Linked DNA regions of Homo sapiens: region 2 is linked to region 1. Evidence: chromatin loops called from intact Hi-C (ENCODE). Cell type or tissue: heart left ventricle. All regions are shown on one strand. Links, peaks and the distances in the headings refer to the core of each region. The heading gives the core; the rest is flanking DNA.

The links. Peaks named below come from ENCODE experiments on the same cell type or tissue, not always from the same donor. Only the 100,000 strongest peaks of a DNase experiment are listed, where the experiment ranks them.
Region 2: a loop joins it to region 1, with 3 times the contacts of the local background. A loop is called at or near these places in 10 of 110 quality-filtered maps.

The regions. Positions count from the first base shown.
Region 1 is chr1:160,289,287-160,297,777 of GRCh38, reverse strand. COPA (coat protein complex I subunit alpha) reads left to right here. Exons shown (of 33, transcript NM_004371.4): 20 at 33-222; 21 at 340-435; 22 at 1,629-1,717; 23 at 1,919-2,042; 24 at 2,921-3,010; 25 at 3,185-3,294; 26 at 4,315-4,392; 27 at 4,544-4,612; 28 at 5,158-5,294; 29 at 5,580-5,766; 30 at 5,849-5,959; 31 at 6,282-6,443; 32 at 7,092-7,286; 33 at 7,562-8,491. The coding sequence ends at 7,621. It overlaps LOC107985219 (a long non-coding RNA gene), which reads right to left. Exons shown (of 3, transcript XR_001738265.2): 3 at 4,952-6,521. Among named protein-coding and RNA genes, the nearest start is that of PEX19, 8.4 kb to the right of the region's middle. In heart left ventricle, for the core only: a CTCF peak has its summit at 6,285 (motif pointing right); a DNase peak (open chromatin) is centred at 6,367.
Region 2 is chr1:160,215,872-160,224,362 of GRCh38, reverse strand. DCAF8 (DDB1 and CUL4 associated factor 8) reads left to right here. Exons shown (of 14, transcript NM_015726.4): 11 at 1,582-1,712; 12 at 5,395-5,514; 13 at 5,923-6,039; 14 at 6,655-8,491. The coding sequence ends at 6,771. Among named protein-coding and RNA genes, the nearest start is that of PEA15-AS1, 11 kb to the right of the region's middle. In heart left ventricle, for the core only: a CTCF peak has its summit at 4,599 (motif pointing right); no DNase peak of the experiment used is centred there; H3K27ac peaks cover 1,988 bases.

The DNA.
Region 1 (8,491 bases), core at 3,492-8,491:
AACCTGTTAACACGACCCTGGGGATTCTTTAGATTGCTCTGGAAGCAGCCAAAGCACTGGATGACAAGAACTGCTGGGAAAAGCTGGGAGAAGTGGCCCTGCTGCAGGGGAACCACCAGATTGTGGAAATGTGCTATCAGCGTACCAAAAACTTTGACAAACTTTCCTTCCTGTATCTTATCACTGGCAACTTAGAAAAACTTCGCAAGATGATGAAGATTGGTGAGGCCCTCAAACTAAGGATGGGAAGAGGGGTTCTTGGGGGAAGGAGGAAGGTGAATTAAGGAGAAAGAGAACTTAAGAGAAAAGACCTAACTTGGTGTCTCTTACTTGGTGCAGCTGAGATCAGAAAGGACATGAGTGGCCACTATCAGAATGCCCTATACCTGGGTGATGTGTCAGAGCGTGTGCGGATCCTGAAGAACTGTGGACAGAGTAAGTATCCGAGACTTGCCAGCTTTTTCAGGGTCTGAGGAAGTATTTTTCTGTTTTTGTTGAGTTAATCTGTGTATAGTGGTGAGGGATTTCTCTTTATTGTGCATTTTTTTAGGAGAGACAACATGCTCCTACTGTGCTTAGAAGATTTTCTTCAAAGCCAAAGGGAGGTGCAGCCAGAATATTCAGTCCAGCCAAACACCCTTAGGAGAATAGTTATTCATGGGGGAGATAGGAGGTTTTAAAAGGTCTTGAGTGGACGCCCTAGTAAATGCACTTGGTTGGATGCCATTAGAATTTTATTCTTTATTTTCAGTTTGGAGGTTTCACTCATTTATTCATGTATATAGTCAAGGGATATTTTTTGAGAACCCACTATATACCAAGCATTATATTAGCATTTAAGATACATTAGGAAACAAGCAAGGTGAAAGATGAGGTTTGGACCAAGGCGCTATTAGTGGAGGGGTGAGCAGTGGTCAGATTCAGGATATATTTTAAGGTAGAAACAACATGATTTATTGCGGTAACTAGATTTGAGATGTAACAGAGAGGAGTCAGGGATATCCAAGGTTCTCAGCACGGATGGATACGTCTCAAAGATAAGCAGCTATATTAGTTCTCTATTTCTGTGTAACAAATTATCCCCAAATTTAGTAGTTTAAAACCACAAACATTTATTATTTCACAATTTGTGGCATGGCTTAGCTAGGTGCCTCCGGCTTAGGATCTCTCATGAGGCTACAGTCAAAGTGTTGGCCAGAACTGCAGATATCTGAAGACTCACCGGGGAGAGAATCTACTTCTGCACTCACTCAATGGCCATTGGCAGCCCCCATGTCCTTGCTCCCTGTTGTCTAAGAAACATCACTTTCTTTTCGTGTTGACCTCTCCATAGGAGTTTGTAACGTGGTAGCTAGTTTCCCTTACAGCAAGTGAGCAAAAGAGGGCACCCCAAGATAGAAGCCACAATCTTTGTAACCAGATCTAGGAAGTAACATCCCATCACATCTGCCATGTTCCATCCATTAGAAGCTATTTAATAAATCCAGCCCACACTTAAGAGGTGGGTATTTTGCAACAACTTGAATACCAGGAGTCAGGGATTACTGGGGGGCCATTTCAGAGGTTGCTTACCACAGCAGCATGCATTTGGAAATGTACCTATACCACAAAGTCTGTTTTCTCTACAGAGTCCCTGGCCTATCTCACAGCTGCTACCCATGGCTTAGATGAAGAAGCTGAGAGCCTAAAGGAGACATTTGACCCAGAGAAGGAGACAGTGAGTCTTTATTTACATAATTGTCTCTTATTACAGGATTAACTCTAGGATCTTAGAACAATTTAAAATTATGAATGTCACTCTCCCACCTGGTTACCAGGAGAGGCAGAGAAACAAATGAGATCAAAGGAGGCTCCATAACTTTCCTTACGTGACTTCCAAGTGCTATTTGTTTTTAGCCTCTTTTCTTCTACTATTCAGATCCCAGACATTGACCCTAATGCCAAGCTGCTCCAGCCACCTGCACCTATCATGCCATTGGATACCAATTGGCCTTTATTGACTGTATCCAAAGGATTTTTTGAAGGCACCATTGCCAGCAAAGGTAAGTACCTATTTCTCCCATAGCACTTTTGTTGTTTGTTTTGTGAAGAACTGTCCTAGAGAATACCATTAGCATTTAGTTTAACTTGTCCTTTTTTTCTGCATGGAGCCTAATGGAATATTGAAATGCCAGTCATTTATGGTGCAGTCTTAAAAACTTAAGATAGCATTTTCAGGTCATTAAAGAAAATTTGGAAAATAGGGAGAAAAAAAGGGATCCCTCTACTACCATCAATAACTTCGGTTAATATTTTGGTGTATTTTCTTAGGTTTTACTATATATGTAGTCATGTTCTTTGTTCAGTATTTTATCATTCATGACATACAATCTTAAAGGTACTAATTCAACTACCTGTAATTCCGGTATGTGGGTATAGGCAGATGTGTGCTATCACCCTCCACCACTTCCACCCTTAACCTCCTCCTGTTTTCTGGGTCTCCTAGTTCATTTCCCGTGAGTAAGAGCCTAAACAGACTCTTGAGCATTTTGTGCCAAACCCCACTCTTTTCTCCACCTCCTCTATCTACCCTATGCCTGATGCCCTGTACACATTGTAGTGGTGGTAGCTTAGCAAAGCGCTCAGGAAGAAATTCAAGAGTTGGTAGCCAAAGGCTGGTAAGTACAAATTATTTAAGAGCCAGTTTTTGGTAGCAGGAAGGCCAGTTCCTTCCATCTGTCTTCTATTCCCTCCCTCTGTGAAAGCTACTGCAAGTTAGCATAACATATATACCACAAAAATAAATAATACACAAAAATAAATAGTAAGTAGGCAGAAGCTTGGCACCTGTTTTTGAAAGGATTTAACCTGCCTACAGAAAAGGCCGTATCTCAGACTTGCTGGACTATAACCAGTTCCGTTCTGTTCCTTCCCTCTGTAGGGAAGGGAGGAGCACTGGCTGCTGACATTGACATTGACACTGTTGGTACAGAGGGCTGGGGAGAGGATGCAGAGCTGCAGTTGGATGAAGGTAAAAGTGCTGTTTTAAGACTGTTCTGGGGTGATGGACACCTTGGATTGGGACTGGGTTGTGGGTAGCTCTGCAGACTTCCAGGCCATGAAACGAACTAGGATTGATTTTACTTCCTTTGGCTAAGATTATGCCACTGCCCAAATCTGTTTTGAGCTTGAATTTTCCTTACAGATGGGTTTGTGGAGGCTACAGAAGGTTTGGGGGATGATGCTCTTGGCAAGGGACAGGAAGAAGGAGGTGGCTGGGATGTAGAAGAAGATCTGGAGCTCCCTCCTGAGCTGGTATGTGGAATTTGTACCCTTAGAAGGTTCTCTCCGTATCTCCCTGTGGAAGCCAGAGGCCTTATTGTCCCCTACCACTATCCTCAGGTCTCCTATCCTATCCCCTACCACTATCCTAAGGTCAGCCCTTCTGGGAAGGGGACTAGACCCTCCTAGTCTGATGCTTATCTCCCATTTGAAAGAAGGAAGATGGCTGGGCACGGTGACTCATGCCTGTAATCCCAGCACTTTGGGAGGCTAAGGCAGGACAATTGCTTGAGCCCAGGAGTTCAAGACCAGCCTGGGCACCATAGCAAGACCCTGTCTCTATTTTAAAAAGTAAAAGAAGCAGGAAGAACGAGAGAGTCAAAGTTAGTGGCCTTGTCACTTCCATCTATCCTGATATGCTCCAAGAGGAGAGGATGTAGGACTTATCTCTAATCTGATGCTTAACTCCCATTTGAAAGAAAGAAGAATGAGGTAATCAGCGTTCTGCCAGCAGCAGCTTATGAGAAGGTAGCAAGCTGTTTCATCTGAATTGGAGTTTTTGATATGTCATTTTGTCACTGGTGAGGTGGCTCCTATTTTGGCAGCCTTCTCCCACAACTATCACCCCTCTTCCTCAGTGGGGGCAGGGAACAATGTAAATGGTTGTGTTCTAGATTCAACAGAACAAAGTGCTTGAATGGCTTAAAAAATTACTCAATTTGGCTGGGCACAGTGGCTCACGCCTGTAATGCTAGCACTTTGGGAGGCTGAGCCAGGCAGATCACTTGAACTCAGGAGTTGGAGACCAGCCTGGGCAACATGGCAAAACCCCATCTCTACAAAAAAATACAAAAATTAGCCAGGTGTGGTGACTCATGCCTGCAGTCCCAGCTACTCGGGAAGCTGAGGTTGGAGGATTGCTTGAGCATGGGAGGCAGAGGTTGCAGTGTGCCGAGATCATGCCTCTGTACTCCAGTCTAGGTGACAGAGTGTGACCCTGTCTCAAAAAAAAAAAAAAAATTACTCAATACTCAATTTTTGTTTTTCCCCTAGGATATATCCCCTGGGGCAGCTGGTGGGGCTGAAGATGGTTTCTTTGTGCCCCCAACCAAGGGAACAAGTCCAACTCAGGTAAGCGGGAAGAAACCTAGCACGGCAGGGATGAGTGGCTAATACTTGATTGGTATATAACAGGTGTTGGCTACTTTTCTACTATAGTTACAGAGGAGAATAGAGAAGGGACAAAGTTTCACTTGGCTTGGGTTTTTTTGTTTCTTGTTAGATCTGGTGTAATAACTCTCAGCTTCCAGTTGATCACATCCTGGCAGGCTCTTTCGAAACAGCCATGCGGGTAAGTAACCTTGGCTTTTCCTCTTGAGTGTGCCTAGCCCAGGGTCCCCGGGAGATGGTTGACTCATTTTAATCAAGGGAAATTATCCTACCCATAAGGGGAAAGGTGTATATTTTTCATGAAAACTCTTTATCTTTGTTAAGTACACTTGCCTTCCTGTTATCTGCCTTCCACTTGGCCTAGTAATCTCTTAGGGCATATCCTTCAGTCATCTTCCACCCATTTATAGCTTGCTTTCTGGCTCATATCAGTGAGATAAGTACCCCTTTCCAAGCAGAGGTCTGTTTTGAACACTAAGCCAGTATTGTTATAATAACAACAATAATGATAACACTGCAATAACTGCTAACGTTTATTTAATGTTCACTGTGTGCCAGGCACTATCCTAAATACTTTAATAGGTATCATTAAATGAGGTAGGTCTTACAATTAAGTGTATTTTACTGATGAGGAAACGTGAACAGAGAAATTAATTACCTTGCCCAAGGAAAAGTAGCTTTTTATGCAGCAGGGCCAAAATCCTTGTTTCTTTCCTTCTGTTCCAGCTCCTTCATGACCAAGTAGGGGTAATCCAGTTTGGCCCCTACAAGCAACTGTTCCTACAGACATACGCCCGAGGCCGCACAACCTATCAGGCTCTGCCCTGCCTACCCTCCATGTATGGCTATCCTAATCGCAACTGGTAAGGCCCTTTTCTCTTTGCTTTCATCTGTTCCAAGTTGTGGTCGATATTTCAGATGGTAGCCTCAGTGACATAGTCAGAATTCTCTCAGAGCTAGGGTTTCCCAGTAGAAAAAGATCTTTGGTTTGTTACTCTATGGGGTTGGTTTACACCTGCTGTCATCCTCTTCCCCAGCTACTTTAACAGGAGACAGGAGGGTAGCTATGAGGATGTTTGCCAGAAAAGGAAATTGGGTCCTAGTTGCCTACTGACTATCCTGTCTTCTTCCTACTTTTCCCTTTCCAGGAAGGATGCAGGGCTGAAGAATGGTGTACCAGCTGTGGGCCTGAAGCTTAATGACCTCATCCAACGGTTGCAGCTGTGCTACCAGCTCACCACAGTTGGCAAATTTGAGGAGGCTGTGGAAAAATTCCGTTCCATCCTTCTCAGTGTGCCACTTCTTGTTGTGGACAATAAACAAGAGATTGCAGAGGTAGGAGGGTCTAGCCGCTGTCCCAGTTCTGGGCACTTCCACATTCTTGTCTCTGTATCCTGACCTTCTGCCCCCTCTACAGGCCCAGCAGCTCATCACCATTTGCCGTGAGTACATTGTGGGTTTGTCCGTGGAGACAGAAAGGAAGAAGCTGCCCAAAGAGACTCTAGAACAGCAGAAGCGCATCTGTGAGGTAAGATCTATAGGACCCTGAGCACAACAGAGACGTCCTTCCCTTCACCCTTCACTAGGTTTGAATTCTTTAATTTCAAACCCAGATCTGAGTGGGGATGAAGAGAAATTTAGGCCCTTCATTTCTATGAGGGGAGGATACATTTCTTCATCCTACTTCCTCATCTCACCAGTCCTCCATACCTAGGAGGTAGAAGACCTCTCAGCTTTATAGCCCATCATCCTATTTTGTGTTGTGTTTTTTATGCATGTGTAGCAGCTTAGAAATGACTTCTACCAGGTGTAGCATCAACCTGGCATGTGTTCCTTTTTCTGTCCACCAGATGGCAGCCTATTTCACCCACTCAAACCTGCAGCCTGTGCACATGATCCTGGTGCTGCGTACAGCCCTCAATCTGTTCTTCAAGCTCAAGAACTTCAAGACAGCTGCCACCTTTGCTCGGCGCCTACTAGAACTCGGGCCCAAGCCTGAGGTGGCCCAACAGGTAGATGGAACTCCTTCAGTGACCATAGGGAAGCCAGATCAGCTCTTACATGGAGGGAGCAGACCAAGGTCCTTGCCTCTGAAACAAAGCAATAAATAACAACATTCAACAAAAAGCCAACAGAATGCTACCCTCTGTTTACTTCCTGACTTGGTGTTTCCTTTGTTCCTGGAAAATTAATAGTTTATTGAGACATGGCACTCGTCTAAGAGTGCCGTGCAACCTAGAATAGCTCCACTGCAGCTGAAAGTAACCCCAGTCCTGTCCTTAAGCTCCAGATATCCCATCACAACCACCACAAAGCTTCACATACACATCTCATTACTTGTGTCCTCCAAATGCATTCTTTTTGGGTGATGGAAGTCTGTTTTAACCCTTTCTAGGACCTGACCCTGATAATCTCTAGAGTTGGTGGAGGAATGTGGGTCTAGATTATGGAGCCACTTTTGTATTGAGAAGGGGAAAGTTTGATACAATAGGAATGGTGATTGTTAACCCTTCACATACATCCAGTACAGAGGTTGGGACCTCTTTTCACGCAGTACAGTTGTGTCTCACATCAACGGAACTACCAAACCATGGTGTTGGGATCCTTTGAGGTGTTGTCTGCAGCCTTCTGTCCTCCTAAATACTCCTTCCTTCCCCTAGACCCGAAAAATCCTGTCTGCCTGTGAGAAGAATCCCACAGATGCCTACCAGCTCAATTATGACATGCACAACCCCTTTGACATTTGTGCTGCATCATATCGGCCCATCTACCGTGGAAAGCCAGTAGAAAAGTGTCCACTCAGTGGGGCCTGCTATTCCCCTGAGTTCAAAGGTCAAATCTGCAGGGTCACCACAGTAAGTACTGTCCTCAATAAATATATCTAGGATATTGAGCGAAGGGGAAAAAGAAAGAAACATGGTGGTCCTTTTTTTCTTCTTGTGCTTGTCCCCTGCTCCCTGAGGCAGTGACACTGGAGAAAGCTAGAGCATCTCCCCACTGCTCTTGGCCAGTCAGTGATGAACACCCCAATACCTGTCTACTGTGCCCATTGAGGGGTATAGGGAATACATTTTCTAGGGTTCTCAATCTTACAAATCTCTAACTTGTTCCTTTGTTTGTTTTTCCACAGGTGACAGAGATTGGCAAAGATGTGATTGGTTTAAGGATCAGTCCTCTGCAGTTTCGCTAAGGCCCCCTTTGTGTGCATGGGTCAGTCACCATATGTTCCCCCCAGAGAATGTGTCTATATCCTCCTTCTAACAGCACCTTCCCCCTGCAGCTACTCTTCAGATCTGGCTCTCTGTACCCTAAAACCTAGTATCTTTTTCTCTTCTATGGAAAATCCGAAGGTCTAAACTTGACTTTTTTGAGGTCTTCTCAACTTGACTACAGTTGTGCTCATAATTGTCCTTGCCTTTCCAGCTTAATTATTTTAAGGAACAAATGAAAACTCTGGGCTGGGTGGAGTGGCTCATACCTGTAATCCCAGCACTTTGGGAGGCTACGGTGGGCAGATCATCTGAGGCCAGGAGTTCGAGACCTGCCTGGCCAACATGGCAACACCCCGTCTCTAATAAAAATATAAAAATTAGCCTGGCATGGTAGCATGCGCCTATAGTCCCAGCTGCTCAGGAGGCTGAGGCATGAGAATCGCTTGAACCTAGGAGGTGGAGGTTGCATTCAACTGAGATCATACCACTTCATTCCAGCCTGGGTGACAGAGCAAGACTCTGTCTCAAAAAAAAAAAAAAGGAAAACTCTGTGATGGACATTTGTTTAGTAAATCCCTTCAGTATTTATCCCTCCTTTCCCCACAGCAGCTTTCTTTCCTGTCAACTAGAAAGGAGCAGGATGTAATAAATACATTTTGGTGTGACTAGGCCACACCAACTCTTAATCATCTCCCATTTTCCTTAGACATTTAAATTTCAAGGCAGGTACCCTCTGTGTACTCAGAAATTTGAAGAAGTTATTTGGTTTTCCAAAATGCACACTGCGGGTTATTGATTTGTTCTTTACAACTATTGTTCTCATATTTCTCACACTAAATAAATCTCTA
Region 2 (8,491 bases), core at 1,641-6,640, 72 kb after region 1:
ATAGAAACTACCTGCCTGTGTTGCCATGGGCACTGAGGGATTATCCTGAATTGGGCTGGAGTTTTCATGTTTTCTCCGCTATGCTAGAGGAGAAAGCGCTCAAGAGCATCTCTTGCCACTCCAATAATGTTGCTTCTAATTGGTTTGGACATAAGGAGGCTAGACTAACTGTTTTTAAGATTTCAGGCAACTTCAAAAGAAGCACAAATGCCTTGTTAGGGAGTCAGGGAAAGCCCTCTTTAGTCAGTGGTCCTGAATTGCTTAAAATAGGGAGTGACCTTATACCTCTAGGAAGGAGGAGTAAACAATTCTTTTAGATGAGGCAGAAGAGGAGGAATGGTGGTAGTAACTAGCCCAAGATTGGCCTGTTTTGTTCCATGTCTGTGGTTCCCAAACTTTGGGGCACATTGAAATCATCTGATGTGTTTTGTTTTGTGTTTATGAGACAGGATCTCACTCTGTTGTCCAGGCTGGAGTGCAATGGTGCAATTATGGCTCACTGCAGCCTTGACCTCCCAGGCACTGCAGCCTCAACCTCCCGGGCTCAGGTGATCTTCCCACTTCAGCCTCGTGAGTAGCTGGGACTACAGGTGCATGCCTCTACACCTGGCTAATTTTTGTATTTTTTGTGGAGATGGGGTTTCACCATGTTGCCCAAGCTGGTCTCTAACTCCTGGGCTCAAGTGATCCGCCTGCCTCGACTTCCCAAAGTGCTGGGCATGAGCCACCAATCCCAATCCTGGTGTTCTTTTAAAAATAACAGTTTGGCCTTAACCCCATATATTCTGATTTAATAGGGATGGACTGCAACTTGAGCACTGAGATTTTTAAAAACTACCCACATGATTCTAATGTCCAGGAAAGTTGAGGAATCATTTCTCTATTGTTACCACTCCTAGCAGATACCTGTCATGATTTTGTCTTGGAGATAGCAGTTAGAGGTTAGTTTTATTTTTTTTCCTGAGCTGGTAAGAAGGGAGGGAAAAATCTGTTCTTGGATCTCAGTACACAGGCAGATAAAGGAAGGGTGCCAGTCTCATGGCCAATATTGTACTGACCATAGTCATTGGAACTCTTGGCTTCTTTTACTGATTCCGGAGAGTGGAGCCCTGTTAATGGTAGCAAGCACAGATCACTTGCTTCTCGAGGCAGTTGTGGCATATACCTTCATCAGTCTCAGATCAGCTGATGACCCAGAAATATTGACAAGGTACCAATGAAGTCCACATATCAAAGATAATCCTAGGCCATAAGACAGTGCTGCCTAAGAGTAGGCAGAGCTGGGATGATTCAGGGTGGGACAGGTAAGAGATTAGAGAGGCCTGTGGTTACTTGATAGGGTATAAACTTGAGAGACTAAGGCTGCTGCTAAAGGACTGCAGATTCCTCTGCCCTAAGGAGCGAGCTCTTTGGGAGAATATAAATCATCTCTTGGGACTGGTGTGATTCCTATAACTATCTGTTAAACATGCATAATCTAGCTGATTTAGAGTTTGTGAATAACTAAATTCCCTTTGAGATGAATGTATATAGGCCTGATGCCAACCCTCATGTGGTTTCTTCCCTCATTTATCATTTCAGTAAAAGGCGTCAATTTCTATGGCCCCAAGAGTGAGTTTGTGGTGAGCGGTAGTGACTGTGGGCACATCTTCCTCTGGGAGAAATCATCCTGCCAGATTATTCAGTTCATGGAGGGGGACAAGGGAGGCGTGGTGAGTATGGTGTGCTGAGCTGGCTGGCTCCCTAATCTCTCCAGTCATTAAGGTAGGTTTTAGCAGGGACACTGAATTCTCACTGTGACTACATGATACCATGTTTTAGAGGTCCAGCCAGCCATAAAAGACTAGTTAGCCTGGAGGTGCTGAGTTTTTGATGGAGTATTTTCTTCCTGTTCCTATCTTCTGTCCCTGTAAAGCACAGTTTATTGAGACAAGAAAGGGATCTTAGGGAAGAACCTCTGTCCTGTCCTGAGTGATGTAACTTATCTCTAGACGTGCACCTTTTCCAAATGAAAAAGCGTTAGTGTTCAGGGCGTACCCTCCTACACAAGGCTAAAGATTTCTCCATGTCTCTTCCCTTTAAACTAAACTAAGTAGTGATCTTGGCTGGATCTTAGATTAGCAGATAAAAGCTATAAAGAGCATTTTTTGGACAGTTGGGAAAATTAGAATATGGTTTATACATTAGATAACATGGTATTCAATATTAAATTGATTTGATTACTTAGAATATTCTTGTACTTAAGAGATACATGTTGAAGTATTTAGGGGTGAAATGTCATGCGTACATTCAAATAGATAACAAACACATATACATGTGTACATATAAGGAGAACGCAAATGTGGCAATTGTTTTTTAGTAGCTGAGCAGTCTGCTTGCTGTATAACCCATGATCGTATCATAGTCTGCCTGGCCTTTGAGTTCTGCAGCCCTCTGTGGAGTTAGGGCAAAAAGGAAGAGTGAGAATCGAGTTAGGGAATGAAGAGCAATCAGCTCTTAAGATGTATCTGGTTAACCTTATCTTTTTTTTTTTTTTTTTTTTTTTGAGACCTAGAATTAGGAAGGAGTTCAATCGCTTTCTGTTACAAGGTTTTTGGACCACAGGAGATGGGAAAAACACAGTTTGGAAGACTAAATTATACTGATTGCCCAGAATAGTCTGGTTATCCAAGGCCTCTAAGGAATGACTGAGACAGCTAAGTCTCTCTTCCTTTTTATTCCTTCTTAGCTGTGGGGAACTTCAAAGAGCCTAGCCATCTCTTGATGAGGTTTTTTCAGAGAGTGGTTTTAGAATTTAGAATGGTTCTTTGCAATCAGGATCCCATTCCTTATGTTTTTCTTGCCCTGGTGAAAGGGTATTTCAAATTTTCTTCTGGTTTCCTCTAAATTTCAGGGACCTGGGACCTGCATAGATCTAGGGTTTTTATGGTTTGAATACAAATGGAGAGGAGTCTAGAAGTTCAAGGTGTGTCTCACTCTTCCCTGCTTCATTTCCAACTCTTCCATAGGTCCCCCTGTGTCATCTGCAGTGAACAAACCCAAAACACTTGAGTCTTAATGGGAATTATGCAATAGGCATTTAGAGAAAGGAAGTCAGAAGGGGCCAGTGAATTTTTTCTTGACATAAGCTATTGCCTTGCATTCTGTTCCAGAGAGATGCAGGGCTGAATGCCCTCTCCCAGGCCAGCATTTGTCCATTCTCCAAAAGCATTCTGCAGGCCAGTTTGCTTTTAGCTCAGCCAATGCCAGGGTTTGATGATTAACCCATTTGCCCAGGTGAGGAAGGCATCTACTTGGGATGGGTGGGCCCCAGGCCTAAGTTTTAGTGGTCCTAAGAGTAAATGAGTAGAATAAGAGATATAGAGGCTACCCCTGAAGCAAATTTCCTTACATATTCTTGTCTCTGTGTAAGCTGAATGATCGATGTGGTCTTTTACTTGGCTCCCTCTGCTCTGTTTTTTGGTCCTAATTTTCCAGCAGTGGGGGTTACCAGGCACTACTTTCAATGTAGTAGACTCAGCAGTTCTATATCATGCAAATTGTAAATGTAGAGTAGAATGTAATTGTAACGTAGAATGTTAGAACCAAAGATCTTAGAAGTTATTTTCTGCCTTGCCCAGATCTCCTGACTGATTTGAGGATCTTTTCTTTGTTCCCATTCAGCTTCACAGGGACAAGGGTTGGGGGTGGTATCAGAGGACAGCCCCTTAGTCTCCCAAGAGCACTTTGATGCTTGATCCCATTCTCTACATTCCCCCAGCCCAGTCATCTAAGGCCAGAGCTCTTTTCTCTGCTCAGGCATTATTGACAGGATAAGTCCTGGCATTCAGACAGGTCTGGTGAAGTGACCAGGTACTCTGGCCCAGAAGTTCTCTGTCGGCTCCCCCCGCAGGCTCCAATTCAGGTACTGTATGTTATTCTCTTGTTCCTCTTGCCACTGGCTTTTTCCTTAGTCTTAAGTTCCAAGGAATTGTTCCCCTGTGTTTTTTTATTTTCCTGACTTATTCAAGCAGAGCTAGCTCAGAGTACAGGTCTGTAACAAGGGCTTATTAGGAGATAGATGAAAAAGTGCAGGTTTGTATATGTAAGTTGTCCATTACTATAGATAGATACTATTCCAGGCATTGGACTTTAACTGCACTGCCTAAAAGAGCCCAAAGATAAACTTCACAATAGGCTGATATGTGGAATGGGAGGAGGAGATAAAGAACGGGGTTTCTGTTTTATTCATAAGCTCAGTCTTAGCTTCAGTCTTTTCTGAGCATTTGTTTATTTGTAAGATGGAAGTCAAAGTAAGTGGGAAGTCTGTAGGTCAGCTCTATTTTCCATGCCTGCCCTTGACTTCTCCTCAGCTGTTCTCTGCCTGTGCAGGTGAGGCAGCGGAGGTGGTTGGTCCAGAGAGAACTAAAAGAAGTTGTTTTCTTGGACTATAGGTCCAGCTGCAAGGCAGGGTGCCTTTCCTATGTGTTCCTCTTTTCACTAAAAGACTCAAAATGCTTTAGCAGCTAGATCTGGAACTAACTCTTCTGGATGGGGTAGGAACTTCCCTGCCCTTCCCTTAGGGAAGCTCATGTTTCCAAGTCAGACAGCAGGGGGCATTGGGTGCCTTTCGGACAGAAGGAAGCTGCCTAAGCTAGAAGGCCTGCCTGCTGGAGTTTATTTCTTTTGCCTTGTTCAGTGAATTTACCCAGAGGGTGGCTGAGATTGAGGCTTTGGGAGCCCCAAGAAGCTGCTTGGTTTTAATGTGCTGCCTTATAGCTGAGCCTGTTGTGCTCAGGGCAAGTAGTAGGATGTTCCCCCTGGGATGTGCAAGGTTCTCTCAAGCAGACATGAGCCTCCATCACTCCCACCACTCCCTGCAACTCAGCCTCCTCTTCTCAGCCTGTGCCTTCCTCCAGTTCTAGTAAACACTGCCAAATGAATATAGTTCTCCGACTCTTCTCTGGGGGTTCATTGGCAGCTGCTGCTTTCTTCATTTTTTAAAATTTATTTGCCACTTGGTGAAAGCCACTGAGATGGTTTTTTCCAGCCTTGGGCAAGTTGGAGCTTTGGAATCTGGAGTGAATGAGGTCATCTGGATTTCATTGTCTTCTTACGAAGCCAGCAGTAAGCTTGGGCAGTCCACTCACCCACCCCTAGGGCCATATCTGGGGATGAAGCCACCCCCGACCTATACATAGGAAATGATTGATGTGCCTGGTCTTATACCCAGTCTGTGTCTGGTTTCTCTACCCTCAGTGCCCTTTGGCTTAGGCTCAGGATGGGTGGGCCTCCCTTCCCCAGCAGCTGCCTCAGCCCTGATCAAGGGCAGTTATTTGGCTCAAGGTGAGTAGTGGTTTTTAAACCCTACTCCCACACACTGCTGAGTCTGTGTTTTCCTTTCTTCCTGACCAGGTAAACTGTCTTGAGCCCCACCCTCACCTGCCTGTGCTGGCAACCAGTGGCCTAGACCATGATGTGAAGATCTGGGCACCCACAGCTGAAGCTTCCACTGAGCTGACAGGGTTAAAAGATGTAAGTGGCTGACTGCAGAAGTTATTTTCTTTCTGCTTATCCACATACTGTTGATTCTTATTGTCATAGGGAGGAATAACTTGCTGCCCAGTTCTTTAAAGGCACTGCTCTAACACCCTCCCCCACATTCCTGTAATTTCCTCTGTAGGAATAGTCCTGCTCCAGGGGGCAGCTGTGAAGTGGCACTAATTTGTAATAGGATGGGGATAAGGAGCATCTTTAAGAATTATTCTGTATTAAAGCCTGCTACCTTTTCAGCAGCTGAACCTAGGGCATCATTTCCTAATCTAATGTAGCTCCACTTCAACTTAAGGGAAGCTTTTATTGGGATAGGAGATCAGCCTTCTTGATCAGGTCCCGGGTTCCTCTTCATTGCTGCCCCCTCTTCCCAACCTTTTTGGGTTCCAGGTGATTAAGAAGAACAAGCGGGAGCGGGATGAAGATAGCTTGCACCAAACTGACCTGTTTGATAGTCACATGCTGTGGTTCCTTATGCATCACCTGAGACAGAGACGCCATCACCGGGTAAGCTAGGGTTGGAAATGAATTCCCAAGGGAGTGACCCTTTTAAGAGGGCTAAAAAGTTCCAGAGTAGTGACTTCAAGCAGTAATCAGGTGATCTTGGTCGGATTTCCTATCCACTGTCCTCTGTCCCCATCAGATCCCTGATATAGCCTTGGAAGAGACATCAGCAGAAAAGGGTGGTATCTACTTTTGTCCATTGCCGTCCATGTGTAATGCTATCTTCATAAAGGCAAAAGCTGGAGGGTGGAGGAGGGAATTGAGAAGAAATAACAAGTCTCAGTGTGACCCTTCTATTTTTCCTCTTATGCCAAAAGAGGCCTAGTTCAGGGGTTGGCAAACTGGCAGTTGGCCTGCTGCTGGTTTTTGTAAATAAAGTTTCATTGGCTTGCAGCCATACCCATTCTGTGTATTGTCTGTGGCGGCCTTCACGCTACAATGAGTTGAATAGTTGCAATAAAGACCATATAGACCACAAGTCTAAAGTATTTACTCTCTGGCCCTTTAAGAAAAATTCTGCTGATCTCTGGCCTAAAGCATCTAAATTCTGGCTAAGACCTAACAGGCTTGTCCTTGTTCCATCCAGGGAAGTTACTAACAAGCCTTTCCCATCCACAGCGCTGGCGAGAACCTGGGGTTGGGGCCACAGACGCGGACTCTGATGAGTCTCCCAGCTCCTCAGACACATCGGACGAGGAGGAGGGCCCTGACCGGGTGCAGTGCATGCCATCTTGAGGCCTCATACCTAGGTGGGGCAGGCTGGGGCTGCCAACCTGATCCTGCCTGGGCAACCCTTTCCTGTCCCAGGCCCTACATTCAGCAGAAACGCACTTTGGACTTTTTGCTTTAGATAAAAGAAAGACATCCCAGGAGAAGGACAAACCAGAGGAGTGAACCAACAAAGAGTACCTAGGAATGGGAGTTGAGCCCTGGAATGGGGCTCTATGGAGAGGTGCATAGGACTCGGCAGAAATGGCCTCTCCCCAAAGCCTCTTTTTGAGAGGAGAGGGAAGCCTATTTTGTTAACTGGTTTGGGATAGGGAATGGGGTTTCTTTTTCTTTAATCTCCCTTGTTTCTTGGGCTGGGGGAGGGGTGGGGGGAACAACTGGCTATTCAGTACCAAGGGGCCAGAGTGGAGGGTAGGAGTGCCACTCTCTCTTTGGTTTAGGTTTTTGACCTTTTCTTCCTTTGTTTTTTAAAAGTTTATGACAGTTGGCTCCCCCCCCACCCCCAGCAACCCCATCCCAGAATCCTATTTTCCTGGGAAGTCCTTAAAGCCCCTAACCATCCCACACTCTTCACTTTCCTTTCCACCTTATTCATTCTCTGTACTTACCACAGTATTTTGCACTTGATTACATATCCTTCACTCTCTTCTCTTCATCCCATCACCCCCTAAATAGGTCAGGTGAGGGAGGCTGGGAAGAGGTGGGAGGAGGGGCAGAAGTGAAGGAAGAATAGGAAGGATATTACCTCTTCTGTTATTTTTTTAAGAAACATTGTTTGGTGGCAGCAATCTCCCTGTCCCTATCACTGTTAGAGGCCTAATTTTATATCTATAAATATATTAAAAAGCAAGTCAAACTTGGATGTATCAAGGTAAAATTATTGTCAAAGTTTAAATACCTATATATTCTCTGAATGCAATAAAGGGACTTAAGAGTGAACAAGAGTAATGGTGTGGAAGTGACACCTGGGGTCAGTTTACCTCTGTGTATGGTCACTAGAGATTGGGACTTACCCTTTAGGTTTTAGGAGGCTTGAGAATGGAAGGATCCTCATTTCTGCCCTTCCTGGTTCCCTGCTTTGGTGTAGGGGTTGGGAAAAACAGGAAATTCCTCTCAGCTCTGCCTCAGATCTCCTACCTCTCCTTAAGTCTTGTAGGGGGTTCCAAGGATGGCTCTTCTAACCAGAGGCTGGCCTGTCTTTAAAACTTAACTACTTTAGGGTGGTGCCACCACTGCAGACTATTGTGGTACTTTGTGACAGAAGACATGTACACACACACCACACACATACATACACACTCTCTCACTCTGTCTCTCTTACCTTTAGCTGCTTGATCATTAAGCCATCCAACTTCATGCCAGTTCCCTTCTTTATAGAAGAGTGAAGGGAAAGACTTCCTGGGTTTGACTTAAACCTTGTCCACCTCTTGATATTTTAGGATTGAGGAATAAGTCATTAATCTAAGGACTGATTACAGTGGCTGGAGCTTGGGCACTTGTCTTATCACTGGTCACTGAGTCTGAAAGTCCCAGCTGAATTCTTGCCCTTAAGTGCTTTTGCTGCTATTTTTTTGCCCCCAGTTCCACAAGATCCAACCAAGAATTCTGTATCCTGGGACAGTCAGATTCTTCTAAATCAGGCCAGGAAGGAGGGGAAAAGAGTGAGAGAATGGTATTCCCAGATACTTCTTCCTCCTGCCCCTTTTCCCAGCAGCTCTGAGACCAG